2 separate regions of the Mus musculus genome follow, and region 2 is linked to region 1. The links are chromatin loops, found by intact Hi-C in ENCODE. Cell type or tissue: gastrocnemius. All regions are shown on one strand. Links, peaks and the distances in the headings refer to the core of each region. The heading gives the core; the rest is flanking DNA. Region 1 has its middle 15 kb from the start of Luzp1. Region 2 overlaps Luzp1 (leucine zipper protein 1).

Region 1 (8,335 bases), core at 64-8,063:
TAGTCAACGTGATTAAGTGCACAGCCCTTGGAGACAGTGCTATGTTAATTAACTAGCTTTATTTATTTATTTTTCTGGTGCTGAAGATTGAATGGAGAGCCTTCTACCTCCCAGACAAGTTCCCTACACTGAGCTAGGTGATTTTGAAACCCAATTCTTCTGCTCACTAGTCACATGACCATCAGAAATTCTTGAACGTCTCCATTTGAGCCCCTTTCTTTGGGACCATTTGGGAAGATTGAGTCAAGCAAGGGGTATGAGGTTCTCAGAGAAGGCCTGGCATGAGGGAAATTGTTTATGACAATTCACTATCGGGTTGGTAGCATGTGCCTAGCATGTGCTTGTGAAGTTCTGGGTTCCCTTTCCAGCACCTCCTCTCCCCAAAGAAGTTTTGTTTTGATATGACTGGAAGAATCAGGCCAGTGATTTGGGAAAGATTCGTGTTTCCCTGTGCTAAATTCTCTCTGGCAGGTGTCATACGAATACAACGGTCTGTGCTGCCAAGCTGACAACTGCTGTACCTTGTGTTAACTATTTTTCTCTTAGTGGCTTTTGGCCCAGTTTTACTTACTGGATAATTCAAGGTGCTGTGCGAACCGTGGGCTCCAAGTGCACAGACCTAGCCACAGGCCAAGTAAATGTAGATCAGTAAATGTAGATCAGTAAATGTAGGTCAGTCTATACACACGTGGGTGAACTCTTCCCAGCCTAGGTTTCCCTACCCCTACAAAGGGGTGAATAGGAAGTAGGACCTTCCTCACTCAGGGGCAGTAATGAGCACCCGAGAGAAGGTATACAAAGGGCTGGGTGTAATTCAGTGGTGAAAGCACTGCTTGCTCAATGTGCGAGGCCTCGGGCTCAATTATCCAGTATGCTGAAGATGAAGAAAAGGAAGGAAGGAAGGAAGGACCCAAAGATAAAAGGAAGGAAGAAAGAAAGAAAGGAAGGAAGGAAGGAAGGAAGGAAGGAAGGAAGGAAGGAAGGAAGGAAGAAAGAAAGAAAGAAAGAAAGAAAGAAAGAAAGAAAGAAAGAAAGAAAGAAAGAAAGAAAGAAAGAAAGAAAACAATAATAATGTAGGGACCAGAGAGATGGGGAGATAGCTCAGTAGTTAAGAACGCTCGGTGGGTAACTGTTAGGGCCTCAGTTCAGAACCAGGCACTCACAAAAAAAAAAAAAAAAAAAGGCAGCCTGGTGGCGCACAACTTTAATCCCAGCCCTCAGGAAACAGAGGCAGGTGGACCCAGCATGGTCTACAGAGTGCGTCCCAGGAAGCCAGGGCTACGCAGAGAAACCCTGTCTCAAAACAAACAAACAAACAAACAAACAAACAAACAAACAAACAAAAAAGGCTGGATTTTTCTGGTAGCCAGCCTGGCTCAGTGAGAGATCCTGTCTCAAAGAAATAAGGCAGAGGAGAGTGATAGAGAAGGTGCCTGATGCCTTTCTCTGGCATCTGTGCAAGTACTGACACTTGTGTGCATACTCTAGCGAATGCGTGCGCACACACATACACACACAGGCACACAACCTACACACACAAGAGGTTTTTTTTTTTTTTTTAAGATTTATTTATTTATTATGTGAGTACACTGTGGCTGTCTTCAGACACTCCAGAAGAGGGCATCAGCTTTTGTTAAGGATGGTTGTGAGCCACCATGTGGTTGCTAGGATTTGAACTCCGGACCTTCGGAAGAGCAGTCAGCGCTCTTAACCACTGAGCCATCTTGCCAGCCCCCACACACAAGATTTTTAAAAAGAAAATAAAGCAGGGGTATCTACAAGACCTTTATCTCAGTAACCGGGGTCAGAGGCAACTTTCAGTGCGCAAGCACAAAGCGAGAGAGCAAACAAAATAGGACAAGAGACTCACTCCTTGTAACCTGGCCCAGAAAAATCATTTTGAATGTCTCAACAAGGAAAACAGCCACAACACCTTTCTCCAGAAGGTGGCCCTGGACTAACCAGATTGTTTTCTTTGCCTTTGGCTAGAATTCCCTTGGCCTAATTCCAAGGGCTCTCAGCCTGGGGCTGACCTGATTTGAAACCCACCCTGGTTTGAAGAGGTTCTTCCTGGCCAGAGAGCCAGGGTGCCCTACTGCATAACCACAGACTCTCTGAGGGATGGAGAACCTAAAAACTCCCCTCTTCTTGGGTGTTCTCGGACCCCTCCACACACAAAAAACCAAAAACAAAAAAACATGCTGAACCCTTGTCGTGATTTGAATATGCTTGGCCCAGGGAGTGGCACTGTTTGGAGGTGTGGTCCTGTTAGAGTAGGTGTGTCACTGTGGGTGTGGGCTTTAAGACCCTCATCCTAGCTTCCTGGAAGACAGTCTTCCACTAGCTGCCTTCAGATGAAGATGTAGAACTCTCAGCTCCTCCTGCACCATGCCTGCTTGGATGCTGCCATGTTCCCGTCTTGATGATAATGGACTGAACCTCTGAACCTGCAAGCCAGCCCCAATGAAATGTTGTTCTTTATAAGACTTGCCTTGGTCATGGTGTCTGTTCACAGCAGTAAAACCCTAACTAAGGCAGCCCTACCCACACCACCTTGTCCAAGGCCTCAAAGGTTGGTCTTAGCCATAATCATATTTTACTTTTTATATTTGATTTATTATTGCTGTGCATGTATGTTGGGGTGTGTGTGCATGCCACAGAACATGTGTGACGTTAGAGGACAACTTTGTGGGGTCAGTTAGCTCCATTTCTATGCGAGCTTTAAGGATCTGATCCAGGTCACCAGGTCCCTGCTGAGCCATCTCCATAGCTCTATAACCACATTTTACAGATATAGAAGCTGGGGCTTGGTTACCAAATTGACTTGGCTGTGCTAACACAGCCAATAATTAGCAGAGTTGGCACCTGAAAGAGATGTTTACCACCAGTATGTGTCCTAATGGAATATCTTCCTCTGCCCTCCTAACCCCCAATCTGGCTTCTCTCTTAGCCTCTCTCTCTCTCTCTCTCCCTCTCTCTCTCTCTCTTTCCTTCTCTCTCTCCTTCTCTCTCTGTCTATTGATATCAAGGATCTTCCAGGATATACCAGCTGGAGAACAGATCTTCTTGGCCCAGGGAAGTCCCCTAGCCTGAGAGAACTGTCACCTAACCAAGACAGTTTCACTGGGGTACCCAGGAGCCCATGGGAAGGTCTTGGTGGATGGAAAATTAACCCACGCTGTCATTACCCCATCCAACCTGCAGCTCTTCTGTGCTCAGTCCCTTGGTTAGCCTCTGTCCCTCCAGACTTCTCCACCTCCCTTCCTCTGTCTTCACACAGCTCAAGTGATCCATCTCAGCTCCCATCTTACGACGCCATCTTCCCAAATAATTTTCAAGAGATCCCTGTTCCTCCCAGGATAAAGTTCAAAGCAGATAGATTGTTTGAGTCCCCAAGGTCTGACCGACTTCTCGTCCAATCTTCCCTTTCTTCTAGGCCTCCCTCACTCCTGGCCTCCCTTCCCCCACCCCTAGTATCTCAAACCTTTCTCGAGGTTTCCAGCCTCAAGTCTTTGAACTTAACAGTTCCATGTGTGGTGTGAGAGGAACAGAAGTCCCGATTGAGCTGCAGGGCCTAAGCTGAGCTCTGGAGTTGCCAGATCCATTAGTAACCGCCCCCCCCCCCCGCCCCCCAGGCTTCCAAGAGTGGTGGCAGACACGTCAGCCATCTAGAAGGCTTTCACTAGCGGTGGCCACCAACCACCTAGTGAGAGCACCAAAACCTGGAGCTCTCTGCAAAGCCTGAGAAAGACGGATCTCATCTCGCACCCCATTTGGTGTGCCAGCACAACTCTCTGAGCCAGCTGCCAAGAAGGTTCCCAGAGGCAAAGATTTCCTACCCTGTCTGCTGGAGTCTTATTTCCTAGTGTTTACCATCACCTTCCGCTACTTCCGTGGTCAGGCCGAGTTCGCCTCTGAGAGTGTCTGCAATGCATACCTTAGTGATCTAAGTGCTGTCCCAGAACAGGCAGAGGCTTGCCGCTGCTTCTTGTAGAAAAGTTTTGCCAGAGAAAGGGGGTTTGCCCACCCTTCTTTCTGCATTATTCCCTGATGCTTCTGCGCCATCTGGTGGACAGATGTGGAATGGACCAGGATTTAGGCGGAGGGAAACGCCTTATTCAAACTTGTTTAGGGCAAGATGTTCCTACTGGATTCTGTCCTATGATGGGATCTCAGACTTGTACCAGCCCCTCTCGGGATGAGGTTCCTTTTTTCAGAAAAAAAAAAAAAAGGTAGGAAGGGAATGGGTTCTTCTATCTCTAACACAGCCAAGGCCCATGTCTCTTTGTCGGGGCTGGAGAGATGGCTCAGTGGTTAAGAGTACTGGCTGCTTGCTTGATTCCCGGTACATACGTGGCAGCTCACCACCATCTGTAACTCCAATCCCAGAGGATTTAATTTCTCTTCTGGCTTCCTTGACCACAATATATACAGGCAAAACACCCATATACATTTTGAAAAAAAAACTCTTTAAAAAAACAAAATCAAAGTCCAATATGGTAGCTCGTATCTTTAATTCCAGAACTCAAGAGGCAGAGACAGGCAAATCTCTGAGTTTTAGGCCAGTCTCATCTATATAGCAAGTTCCAAGCCAGCTAGGACTTCATTGTATGGTGGCTTTCAATCTTCCTCATGCTGTGAGACCCCCCCCCAACCATAACACTATTTTCTTTGCTATTTCATAACTATAATTTTGCTACTGTCATGAATCATAATGTAAACATATGATATGCAGGATATTGGATATGTGACCCTTGTGAAAGGATTGTTCAAGCTTCCCAAGAGGCCAAGACCCACAAGTTGAGAGCCTCTGGCGTACTGAGACCCTGTCTGGAACAAACAAACAAAAAATCAAAACAAAAAAAGGGATATGCTTGCATTTGGCCCCAGCTTGTTCTTAGAACTAGATTTGTACCCTTGGCCTGTTCCTTCTCTGCTTTAAGTATACAATTGCCACACTATGGTGATATAACATGGTGACTGTTGCTAGGCAGAAATACTACAGCTGAACCATGGTGGCGCACACCTTTGATCCCAGCACGTGGAAGGCAGAGGCAGGCAGATTTCTGAGTTCGAGGCCAGCCTGATCTGCAGACCAAGATCCAGGACAGCCAGGACTACACAGAGAAACCCAGTCTGAACACCCCTGTCACCCCTCCCCCCCACAAAAGAAATGACATACATTTTTTTAGATTCCTAGTGCCTGGCTAACGCTAGGTCAACATAGGTATGGTTGAGGGTGAGCATCCTGTCCCTGAATCTGTTCAAGGATACTTGGTGGGCACGCCAAAAAGTCAAGTGAATGAGCTGTCCAAGTGGGGTTCAGGGAACCTGGGTGTGGTCATTTATGCCTTTAATCCCAGCACTCAGAACGCAGAAGAGGCACAGAGTTCGAGGCCAACCTGGTCTACACATTGAGTTCCAGGACAGCCAGAGCTATACTAGAGATACTCTGTCTCAAACAAACAAACAAACAAACAAACAAACGAACAAAACCAGAGTGGTTCAGGGATTAGGGTAAACTAGGAAGTAGTGATGTTGTTCATGGGTGACGTCACCTAGATGTGAATGCTCATTTGTCTCTTCCAGTGAGTTACAGGGATACCTTGAGCAGATTTCTTAGGCATTTTAAGCCCCCATCTACCTATCTGCAAAATGGGGATAACGGTTTCCTGTTCCCCAAGTTGCTGGGAGTCAGCAAGATAAATCTATCCAAGATCATGAGTTGCTGCTGTGGCAGGGATGATGTGACTAAAGGTGCCCTAGATAACTGTTAAAATCCCCTTTCTCCAGGTCTGGGATCCCTGTTTCTGTCTTTGAGAGCAAAATTCAGGATTAGCAAAGCAATAAATGCTATCGTAAGACCCTTCAGTCAGAGGACGGCTCAAATCAGGTACTTGCTAGAAACTATAAAGAAGGCACTCTCCCCTCTGGCTGGAAAGTCATCTGAGGGCAACGAGGGGGTGGGGCACAACACAGGCCAGGTGATGAACAGACTGCCTGCCTATCTAATCTGCTGAGTGTACTTTGATCCCCAAATGGACTCTGAGCTTTGTGAGGGATCTGGTGGCCATATGGGGACAGAAAACAAGCGATCATAAAAGAAAGAAAGGGGCTGGTGAGATGGCTCAGTGGGTGAGAGCACCCGACTGCTCTTCCAAAGGTCCAGAGTTCAAATCCCAGCAACCACATGGTGGCTCACAACCATCCGTAACAAGATCTGACTCCCTCTTCTGGTGTGTCTGAAGACAGCTACAGTGTACTTACATATAATAATAAATAAATCTTTAAAAAATAAATAAATAAATAAAAGAAAGAAAGAAAGAAAGAAAGAAAGAAAAGAAAAGAAAAGAAAAGAAAAGAAAAGAAAAGAAAAGAAAAGAAAAGAAAAGAAAAGAAAAGAAAAGAAAAAAAGAGATCACAGGTTGCCAACTGGCAACCCAAGAGCTAGACCTGGCTCCCAGGTCAGTAGTCCGAATCATCAACTGTGTGTATTTGCCTCGCCACTTAATTAGTTCCAAGTGAGTAAGTGGTAGTCTAGTCCCATTCAGAGATTTCCCCAGTTCTGAACACTGCAGTGTCTGGGACAGTACCAGGCCCCAGCCACCTTCTTGGGTTGACAGTATTGTTATTCGTGTGGTACCAAAGAATAGCCTGAGTTAAAAGGCAAGAAACTGGAAACCCTGGTTACCATTTCCCACTAGTGTGTGTGTGTGTGTGTGTGTGTGTGTGTGTGTGTGTGTGTGTGTGTGTCCAGGTGTTCATGGATGAACACATGTGTGCCTGTGTGTGGAGGACAGAGGTTAACCTTGGGTGTTGGTACTCGGGTGACGACATACACATGATTGCCTGGATGAGGTTAGCTGACTGGTCCTGAGCCTCCCAATTCTGCTCGTTTCTGCTGCCTCTTCAGCGCTGGGATTCCAAGCCCTCTGAGCCTCATGCGTACACTGCAGACACTTTACGGAGTATCTCTCCGGCTTTACTGCTTTTCAAAGGCAAACACTGGCCTTTGTGCCTGGCCACATCCTCTGAGGGTTCAGAGTGTAGCCTGACTTGAATTCTGGCACTGGGATACAGGGCAAAAGACTGAGTTTCCTGGGACTCTAGCTTCGAATCTGGACTGTAACAACTGGACTTGCTTCACTGGGTTAAGTGGCTACTGCCCATAAAATGCTTAAGGCATACCTGGGTACACAGTCAGAGCTCAGTAAATGCTATTATCATTAACCACATGCTGTCTGGCTGTGTGCCAGGGGCTAAGAGGACAGAGATAGATAAGCGAGCCCCTGAGGGGCTCAGAGTCTGATGGCGATCATAGGGTGATGGATGGACGGTGGAAGCCCCTCCCCCTCCCCCCCCACCCCTACCCCCGCCCTGATCTTGAAAGCAGAGGAGCTGAGGTCACCTGTGTCCACGGAGCTCAGTTATTTGCACTCCCTGCAGGATTCACATCCTGGAGGCCTGAAGTCTGTTGAGAAGTAAACGGTGGAGAAGGGGTGGCTGGGAATGTAGCTCAGTGGGAAACCATTCGCATAGCCTGTGTGAAACTCTGGGCTATGCTTCCAGCTCTGAAAAATAAATCAATAATAAACAATCAAACTGGCCTGGGAAGCTGGGGCCATAATGACATACTTACAGTTCCAGCTACCCAGAAGCCCGAGGTAGGAGGATCACTTGAGTCCAGAAGTTCAAAGCCAGCCACCCTGGGTAATATAGACCTAGGCCTTTCATTATTTATTTATTTATTTTTACATACTTATTTATTTTGATTTTTTTTTTTTGAGGCAGGGTTTTTCTGAGTGCCCTGGCTGTCCTAGAACGCACTATGTAGACCAGGCTGGTCTAGAACTCACAAAGATCTTCCTGCCTCTGCTTCCTGAGTTCTGGGATTAAAAGACATGTGTCACCATCGCCCAGCTGAAAGACATATTTTTTTTTTAAAATCAATTGGAAAAAAATAAAGCAGAGGCAGAAGTTTGAGGCCAGCCTGAGACCATGCCTCAAAAACAAACAAACAAATAAGTAAATACTTTTTAAAATAGCGAATGAAGAGGCGATTTGATTTTGGGGGGAGGTGTTATCTGTTGTATATGTTTTTTTGTTTTGTTTTGTTTTGTGATTTAGTTTTTTGAGATAGGGTCTCACTGTCTTCTTGGATGGCCTAAACTCAAAAGGTCCTTTTAACCTTTTGGGTTTTTTTTTTTGTTGTTTTTTTTGAGACAGGGTTCCTCTGTGTAGCCCTGGTTGTCCTGGAACTCACTTTGTAGACCAGGCTGGCCTCAAACTCGGAAACCTGCCTGCCTGCCTCTGCCTCCCAAGTGCTGGGATTAAA
Region 2 (8,335 bases), core at 137-8,136, 71 kb before region 1:
GTAGTTATGGTCTTAGACAGGGAAGAAACAAAATACGGTATTTAGATTCAGGGATTTTTTTTTCTTTTTTTTTTTCTTTTTCTTTCCTCTATTATTCTTTCTCTCCTAGCTAGGGGTTAGGGAGGAGGGGACAGAGGAGGAGAGAGGGAGAAAAGAGAAAGGGGGAATATAGAAATATTATAAGAATAATAGGAAAAAGGGATAGAGATCACTGAATTTACTTTAAAAAAAAAAACAACTTTTTTTTTAAGCCATAATCTTACATTGGTATAGATCTTTGTATATTGATATAAAAGTTAAGGTTATATTTTGTTACACTGGCATAACGTTTTGTATATTTATACAAATTTAAAGTTTTTAATGCACATAATGTATATGTTTTCAACATTTGGGATATTGTACCAATATAATTCTTAAAGATACAATGAAAGTTCTATTCCTTTTAAGCCTGCTATTACAAACTGTTAAGGATAATTAAGTAATATGAATTAAAAGTCAGGCAATCAAACTTGTGGTCATAATAGATACTAGTTGAGTTAATTACAGTAAGATGTTTTCACAGTTATTCAAATAGTAAATAGAATAAACAGTGGGTGACAATTCAGATATTCAATAGATAGATGGTCTTCAAAAACCTCAGAGATCCACAGAATATGACATTTAGAATGATTTCATTATTAAGAGATCTTTTCTAACAATGAGAAAGATCTGCTCCTGGAAGTTATCTCTAATCCACTTCAAAGAAGATAAAAGAGCATCAAAGAACCTCCATATGGAGTTCATCTCAAATGTGACAAGCTGCCACTGGGCAGAAAGCTGCCCATGCTACATCTGCAGACAAAATGCTATCCAGAAAGAACAAACAGGATGCAGGGAAGTTGACTGCCAAGCTCTGCCAAGTTAGGGTAAGCAGTCCTTCATACTTCTTGCTTCACAAAAGGTCTGTCAGATATTCTGGGCATGAAGGCTGAAGATAGAATCCTAGAGAATTTCTGGGGGACTTCCCAGACAACCTGCTCCTCTGTCATTTCTATAGTTTCAGAAGCTGCTGGCCTGTACTTCCTACATACTCAAGTAATATTTATTCCTTCTCAGGTCTGTGATAGGGGAAAAGACTAGATAAAGTTTCAGAATAAATCTTAAATTATATAGGATTTAAGAAAATGTTTTATGTCTTAGAAGATGCTTTAGGTCAATAAGACAAGTTATGATAGAAAATGATTTAGGTACAAAACTCTAAATTCACCAAGTTAGGATGGACAATAGAATATAACTACAAAATTGGCAAATAGTTATGGACTAGATATAACATGAATCTTACCTGATTAGTCATAATAATTGTTATCACTGTATATAGATTATTATGAGTCTTCTGTCTAATATTTGTTTTTTATTAGACAAAAAAGGTGGAATGTAGACATAATGCACTGTGTAAAGGTTATCCTTGTATTATTCAAACGCTGACTTCTCCGCCCTCGTATTTTATTTCAATCCAGACATGGCATTGTAATACTTGTGTCAAGAATCTCCTCTCTCAAGTCTGTGTAAACAATTCTTACCATTTATTCTCTGCTTTGTCAATAAATGCTGATTACCCAATGGCTGGGCAAAACAGAGAATAGGGCAGGACTTCTGCCAGCCAGGGGAAGGAGGAAGAGATCAGTCAGGTTGAGTAAGGTGGAAAGAATTCTTGAGAGTTTAGCAGAAATATGGAAGTCCCAAGTTGCAAGTATTATTGGGATTTTGACTAGTAGGTAGCCAAACTAGTTGAGGGGTTAGAATAGATAAGATAGACTGCCTAGATATTGAGGTGGAGCCTTGAAATATTTATATTAAATAATTTTGTAGACCCTGTCTCAAAAAACTTTTTTAAAAAGTTAAAGTTAGTATATAAATAAGTTGGGTGATAGTAATTATTAGGACTAGCTCATGATGAAAATCAATATAAATGCCCTGGTTTTTTCAAAAGACTACTAAAGAATCTGACTAGGAAGACCAAACAGGAAGCACTGTGATACTCCAAGCAAAAGCCAGTGTGGCTGATAACAGAGACACTAAGAAGTGGTCAGAACTCTGGCCAGGTGAAGGGAGAACCCCATGCTTTTGTTCCTAGACTGCACATGATGTATAAGACAGGCAAGAAATTAAGGATGCTTCAGACCAAGGTTGCTGGCCTGAATTTGTAGGACAGTGCTGTCCTAAGTCCAATGAAATTAAGTATAGATGGAACAGTAAGAAAAGGAAGATAAGTTTAAAACATTATCTGTGAGGGGTTAATGGTCAATCAAAGACAATAGAGCCCATAAACACACAAGCAGGGTCAGAGCTCAGAAGAGAGGTATTCTTACAATATAAATCTGTGAGTCAACAAAAACAGATGGCTTAGAAAAATATAGAGAAAATAAGACACCAACTGTCTAAACCCCAATGCTCACAGGGATGAAAATATAGCAAAGGGGACAAAGCATCTGTGAGGCAAGTGGAAAATCACAAGAGTGCATAGCACATAGTGTAATGGAAGCTTCCAAAAAGTAAGACTAACACAGGTGGATCTATCAAGACAATTATGCCACAAGTATTGCCAGCACGACACCAGTAGGGCTGAGGAGATGTCTCAGTTGTAAGGCATTTTGTCCAGCATATGTGAAGACTGGTGTTTCATCTCCAGTACCACATGTGCAGGGTCGCAGGGGTTCAGCACTATTTAACAGAATAGTGCTGGAAACAGCAACAGAATCAGGATTTGAAATTAGGGGCAGTCCATCCCATAATCAGCCACCAAACACAGACACTATCGCATATGCCAGCAAGATTGTGCTGAAAAGACCCTGGTAAACAGCTGTCTCTTGTGAGGCTATGCCAGTGCCTGGCTAATACAGAAGTGGATGCTCACAGTGATCTATAGGATGGAACACAGGGCCCCCAATGGAGGAGCTAGAGAAAGTACCCAAAGGAGCTAAGGGGGTCTGCAACCCTATAGGTGGAACAACAATATGAACTAATCAGTACCCCCCAGAGCTCGTGTCTCTAGCTGCATATGTAGCTATGGGAAGAGAGGCCCCTTGGTCTTGCAAACTTTATATGCCCCAGTACAGGGGAACACCAGGGCCAAGAAGTGGGAGTGGGTGGGTAGGGGAGCAGGGCGGGGAGAGGGTATAGGGGACTTTTGGGATAGCATTTGAAATGTAAATGAAGAAAATATCTAATAAAAAATTAAAAAACACAGTCTAACCTATAAGAGAACAGCCAGCATCTTATAGTAAAACTGACTCCCAACAATTCAACTGCAACTGAGGCTTGAAATACCAAATGCCTTCTGGAGCTGTGCACGGGCTCCATCTGGTGGCTGCACTACATGGTCTGAGCCATCAGATGGAGCCCGTGCACAGCTCTTATAGAACAGCAATGCTTGGGAGAAATTGCTACCATCAAACATGGATCATCCATCACTCTGCCCCGTCTATGGTACAGCTCTCTTCTCTCCTCTAAGTTCTTCTAGACTCTTTCCCATCTCTCCATAGCCTACATGCTTCCACATTCTCCAAAACTGAAGGGAACAAGTCGCTTTCCTTTGGCTATTTGTCCACTGGCACAGCAAAAGCCTTAACTATTTTTACACTAGTTGGGGGATTAGGGACTCCACAAATTTCATATGTTCAGTAATAGAAAGGATAAAGAATTATTAAAGGATTTATACTAACTTAACAGTTACCAGAAGACAAATAACACCATGTTTCTACGAGAAGCTTTAAAAGCAATGCATCATTGTCGATATGCTTAAAACCATTAAATTGTACAATGTAGAGGTGAACTCCATGATATACAACATCACAATAATAATTTGTTTGCTTTCATTTTTCGAGACAGGGTCTCTCTGTGTGGTCCTGGCTGTCCTGGAACTCTCTCTGTAGATCAAGCTGGTCTCAAACTAACAGAGATCCACCCACCTCTGCCTCCCAAGTATTGGATTACAAGTGTGTACCACCATACCAGGTTCAATAGTGAAAAAAAAAATTTAAAACCCACACACCTAGGCATGATAGTATTTCTGTAGTTCCAGCTACTCAGAAGTCTAAAGCAAGGGGATTCTTTAAACTAAGGAGCTTAAGACCAGCCTAGGAAACATAGTGAGGACCCCATACAAAACCAAAACAGAACAGAAGGGCCTCGGCCTACCCTCAACTGACATTCTCCAAACATTCCCTTTTACCACTTTACACTGAACTTTTCATGAACAAATATCTTAAGAGGAAATTATAATAGTTAATATTTATTCGTCAACTTGATAACAATTTGGTATCCAACAAATCTCCAGGCAGACCTGTGAGAACTGTCTTGATTATATGATTATATTAACTGAAAGGGGAAGACCCACACTAGAGGTGAATGGAACAATTCCCCGGGATTAGCTCTGTAGATTCAGTGTGACCAGCCTTGACTTCTTCACCATAAGGGAACATTCTAAGTGTAAGCCAGAATAATCCTTTCTCAACTTTTTTTAAGAATCAGAATATTTTATTCTGGAAACAGGAAAAGAACTAATATAGATATGAAACTTTAGCACTTCTCCATCTATAAATTACCACTATTCTGAATTATAAAAAGTTCAGGAACCTGACTACTGTTTTCATGTGGATTAAATTTTTCTTTTTAGATGTTTTTAGTTATGTGTATATCTCTTTGTGAGTGTGCGTGTCTGTGAGGGTACCTAGAAGGCCAGAGGAGGGAACTGGACCTCCTGGAGCTGGAGTTACATGCAGCTATGGTGTCACAGCCCAGCATGGGTACCAAGAAATGAACTCTAGTCCTCTACAAGTGCACTTAGCCATCTTGCCAGTCCCTCCATTTGGATTTTAGTGTTAATTTTCTATCTTCTGTTCAAAATTGAGTGTGGAGACTCAACCAGTATAGCACAGGAATGAAAAAGCTAAACTCAGTTAACAACCAACAAGTACTTAATTGACACTAAAAAGAGAGCATTACATTTCCTATCTGAAATCTTTTCAAGGCTCTTATTCTTCTTAGGTTAAAGTCCAAATTCTCCAATTAAACCAAGAAGCCCTGCATGTTCTGGCCTTGCCTGCCCACCTCTCTCTAGCCTTGTCTTCAGCCTGCATGTTAAGTCTCATTTTTAGCTGGTTGTAGTGGTAGAAGTACTGGAGATTGAACCCAGGGCCTTGAGCATGTCAGACAAATGCTCACAACACTGTATATGTATGAGTTTTATTTACTCAGTATATTCCTCCCTACTTGCTTTCTTATTTGTATTCTGAATTCTCAGTACTCAGCAAGGAGCCTAGCACACAATAAATGCTTTAAACTTAGTGACTGTGAGTGGCTGAATGAACTTCCTAATGATTCAGTGTCTGGCCAGACACTGGCCTTTAACAGACAACACTAAGTAATACCAAGGAACTAACTGTTCATGGGTTACAACGGAGGAAATGAGTGGATCAGATGGAACAGGTTATCAGGTCCTGGACACATGTTCTAAAAGATCACACCCAAGCCCTGTACCCACTTGCTCAGTGGCTTAACCATCATATTGTGCCCCTTCAAGACTGCAGGTCTGCGCCATGGAAACTGGGACAAACTGCTGAAACCACTCCTTATAGGCTGCCCAAATATTATCACTGGGCTGGTAAGAACAAAAAGTATTTCTGAATCTTCCTCTACTCCTTAGAATAGTTTTATACATTTATTTTTCTGTTTTTGTTTTTTGTTACAGGGTCTCTCTAAATAGTCCTGGCTGTCCTGGAACTCACTATTGACCAGGCTGGCCTCAAACTACATACCTTTAATTTCTTTAATACACATCTCCTATCTGGAGAAAGCAGTGGAGGTGCTGTATCCTGGGCTGTCTACAAAAGAGAAAAGATTCCTTTCTTCCTAATGTTTCCCTGCTCTCTGCAGATGATTCATTATTCAGTAAATATTTATGGCACATCTATGATGTACCCAGACTTCTGTGAAGTGCAAGAATAAAAAAATTAAGAGCTTCTCCTTTGTCTTTGAAAAAATAAGACAGACATAGCCAAAGGTAAAACAATGGTTTTTTAAAAAAATAAAACCATCCCTACTGGGCATAATGTCACTCTACTGTGATCCAAGCACTTGGGAAACTGGGGCAAGAAGATCAAGAACTCACAGAGAGGGCTGGAGAGATGGCTCAGCAGTTAAGAGCATGCTGCTCTTCCAGAGGTCCTGAGATCAATTCTCAGCAACCACATGGTGGCTCACAACCATCTGTAGTGGGATCTGATGCCCTCTTCTGTATACATAAGTAAATAAATAAAGGGTTTCATTTCCACACTTTCACTCTAGAGTCCAAGTGCTCCTGGAACTTACCATGTAGCCCACACTAGCCTCAAATTCATAATGCTCCTGCCATGTGCCTGGGTCATGGGCATGTACCAACCATCAGTTCCATCTTTTACAGCCAATGTCTCTCACATCAATATCTACCTCAGTTCTGATTAATATTAGAAAGATATCAATTGTATTTCCATTTGGCAGATCATTTTTGCCAAACTTCTTAAGCCTCTTTAAAACAAAACAAAACAAAACAAAACAAAACAAAACAAAACACAAAACCAAGAACAGGGCCTTGTTTATTTCATGCTGTCCTTGAACTCAGTATGTAACCAAGGATGGCCTAGAATTTTTTAGACCCTCTGCCTCTACTTCCCAAGTGCTAAGACTATATAGGTATATATCATAGCACCTGGCTTATGTGGTACTGGGGACCTGAACCTGGGCATGCTAAACAAGCATTTCACCAACTGAGCTACATCCTAAGCCCCTTAAACCTATTTCTAAGTGAACCTAGCTAGCCCTTTAGAAACTAGCTCTTCTTCCTGCCCTTGCAGATCAGGAAGATCTGAAATAGAACATAAAAAATCCTGCCCTGCCCCTTCTCCCAACATAGTTGCCATGATTCATTTCCTGTTCCCAACAGTCATTTATAGCAGGGGTCAGCAAACTTCTTTGCAGTTTGATATATAACCAACCATACAGACTTAGGTTGGTCCTGGGGACTAAACCTGGGCATGATAAACAAACATTCTACCAACTGAGCAGCTTGCCTGATTTTATAAATAATTTAGTTGAAATATGGCTATGTTTATTCACTTCTATGTCTTACGTGTCTGCTTCACACTATAGAGTTGTTGGGACAGGCACTTTTCAAAGTGGAAAGAATTCAATGTACAAGTTGTCTTAGTAACTCATCATCAATTCTTGTCTAAGCACTTCTTTCTTTCTTTCTTTACTTCTTTCTTTCTTTCTTTCTTTCTTTCTTTCTTTCTTTCTTTCTTTTTTTTTTTTTTTTTTTTTTGAGACAGGGTTTCTCTGTATAGCCCTGGCTGTTCTGGAACTCACTTTGTAGACCAGGCTGGCCTCGAACTCAGAAATCCACCTGCCTCTGTCTGCCTCTGCCTCTGCCTCTGCCTCTGCCTCTGCCTCTGCCTCTGCCTCTGCCTCCCAAGTGCTGGGATTAAAGGCATGCACCACCACGCCCGGCGTCTAAGCACTTCTAATGACAAGAAGGACAGACACTTCCCCACCAGAAAACTCATTCCATCTTTGAAGGCTCTACAGGAATTCACTATTTGTCAGCCTCGAATGTTAACCACATTATATGAAAACTCAATACCATCGGACTTATACCAGACTGAGATCCACAGGGTAAAGAACATGTTTATATGTTATCCACTACCTCATGACAAGTTCCTCCTTGTCCTTACAATGTCCTTTTCATGCGTGGATTGACTTGAGTAGTGTTACCAAGATTTCTCTCTGTATCCAGGCATTTCCATGACCACTGCACATTTTCCAAGCTTTCCCCCAGTCCTTTCTCTATCCACAGTACACCAGAAGTGACGAGGACCACGAAACCCCTTAGCTGTCCCCCCTCCTCAGTTCTCGTCCTCACAGTCCTAGTTCATTGTTATTCTCCACAGCCTTCCTGTGCCAATAAAGACGGGCTCACAAAACCCAGAGAGCAAAGGAATAGCTGTTAGTCTAAGTTTCTCTAATGTTTATTCTGGTGTGCTTCTGAAAGGTAAGTGAGCCACCATCTCAACCCAGAAAGTAACATTCTCAAAAGGTGGATGTGATACAATGAAAAGGACCTAGTTTAAAAACTTAATTCTGCCTCTTGTTGCCTGTGTAAACTTGATAAGTTATTTAACCTCTCACCTCACTTTCTGGCAATGATAAAAGCACTAGCCTTAAAGAGTTGGAATAGGTATTAAGAAAGAAAACGTATGACAGACAGGCCTGACACACAGTAAATACTCAGTAAGTGACAGGTTAGCCCTGCTCCTTAAAGTTT

What was found. Hi-C counts contacts between places; a loop is a spot of excess contacts. Peaks named below come from ENCODE experiments on the same cell type or tissue, not always from the same donor. Only the 100,000 strongest peaks of a DNase experiment are listed, where the experiment ranks them.
Region 2: it touches region 1 in a loop (9-fold over the local background); 25 of 42 quality-filtered maps call a loop at or near these places.

Annotation. Positions count from the first base shown.
Region 1 is chr4:136,450,652-136,458,986 of GRCm38, reverse strand. No RefSeq gene overlaps it. Among named protein-coding and RNA genes, the nearest start is that of Luzp1, 15 kb to the left of the region's middle. In gastrocnemius, for the core only: a CTCF peak has its summit at 4,067 (motif pointing left); DNase peaks (open chromatin) are centred at 2,012, 4,060 and 7,255; H3K4me3 peaks cover 673 bases; H3K27ac peaks cover 392 bases.
Region 2 is chr4:136,521,653-136,529,987 of GRCm38, reverse strand. All of the region lies in intron 2 of Luzp1 (leucine zipper protein 1), which reads right to left. Among named protein-coding and RNA genes, the nearest start is that of Luzp1, 56 kb to the right of the region's middle. In gastrocnemius, for the core only: a CTCF peak has its summit at 3,355 (motif pointing left); a DNase peak (open chromatin) is centred at 3,357.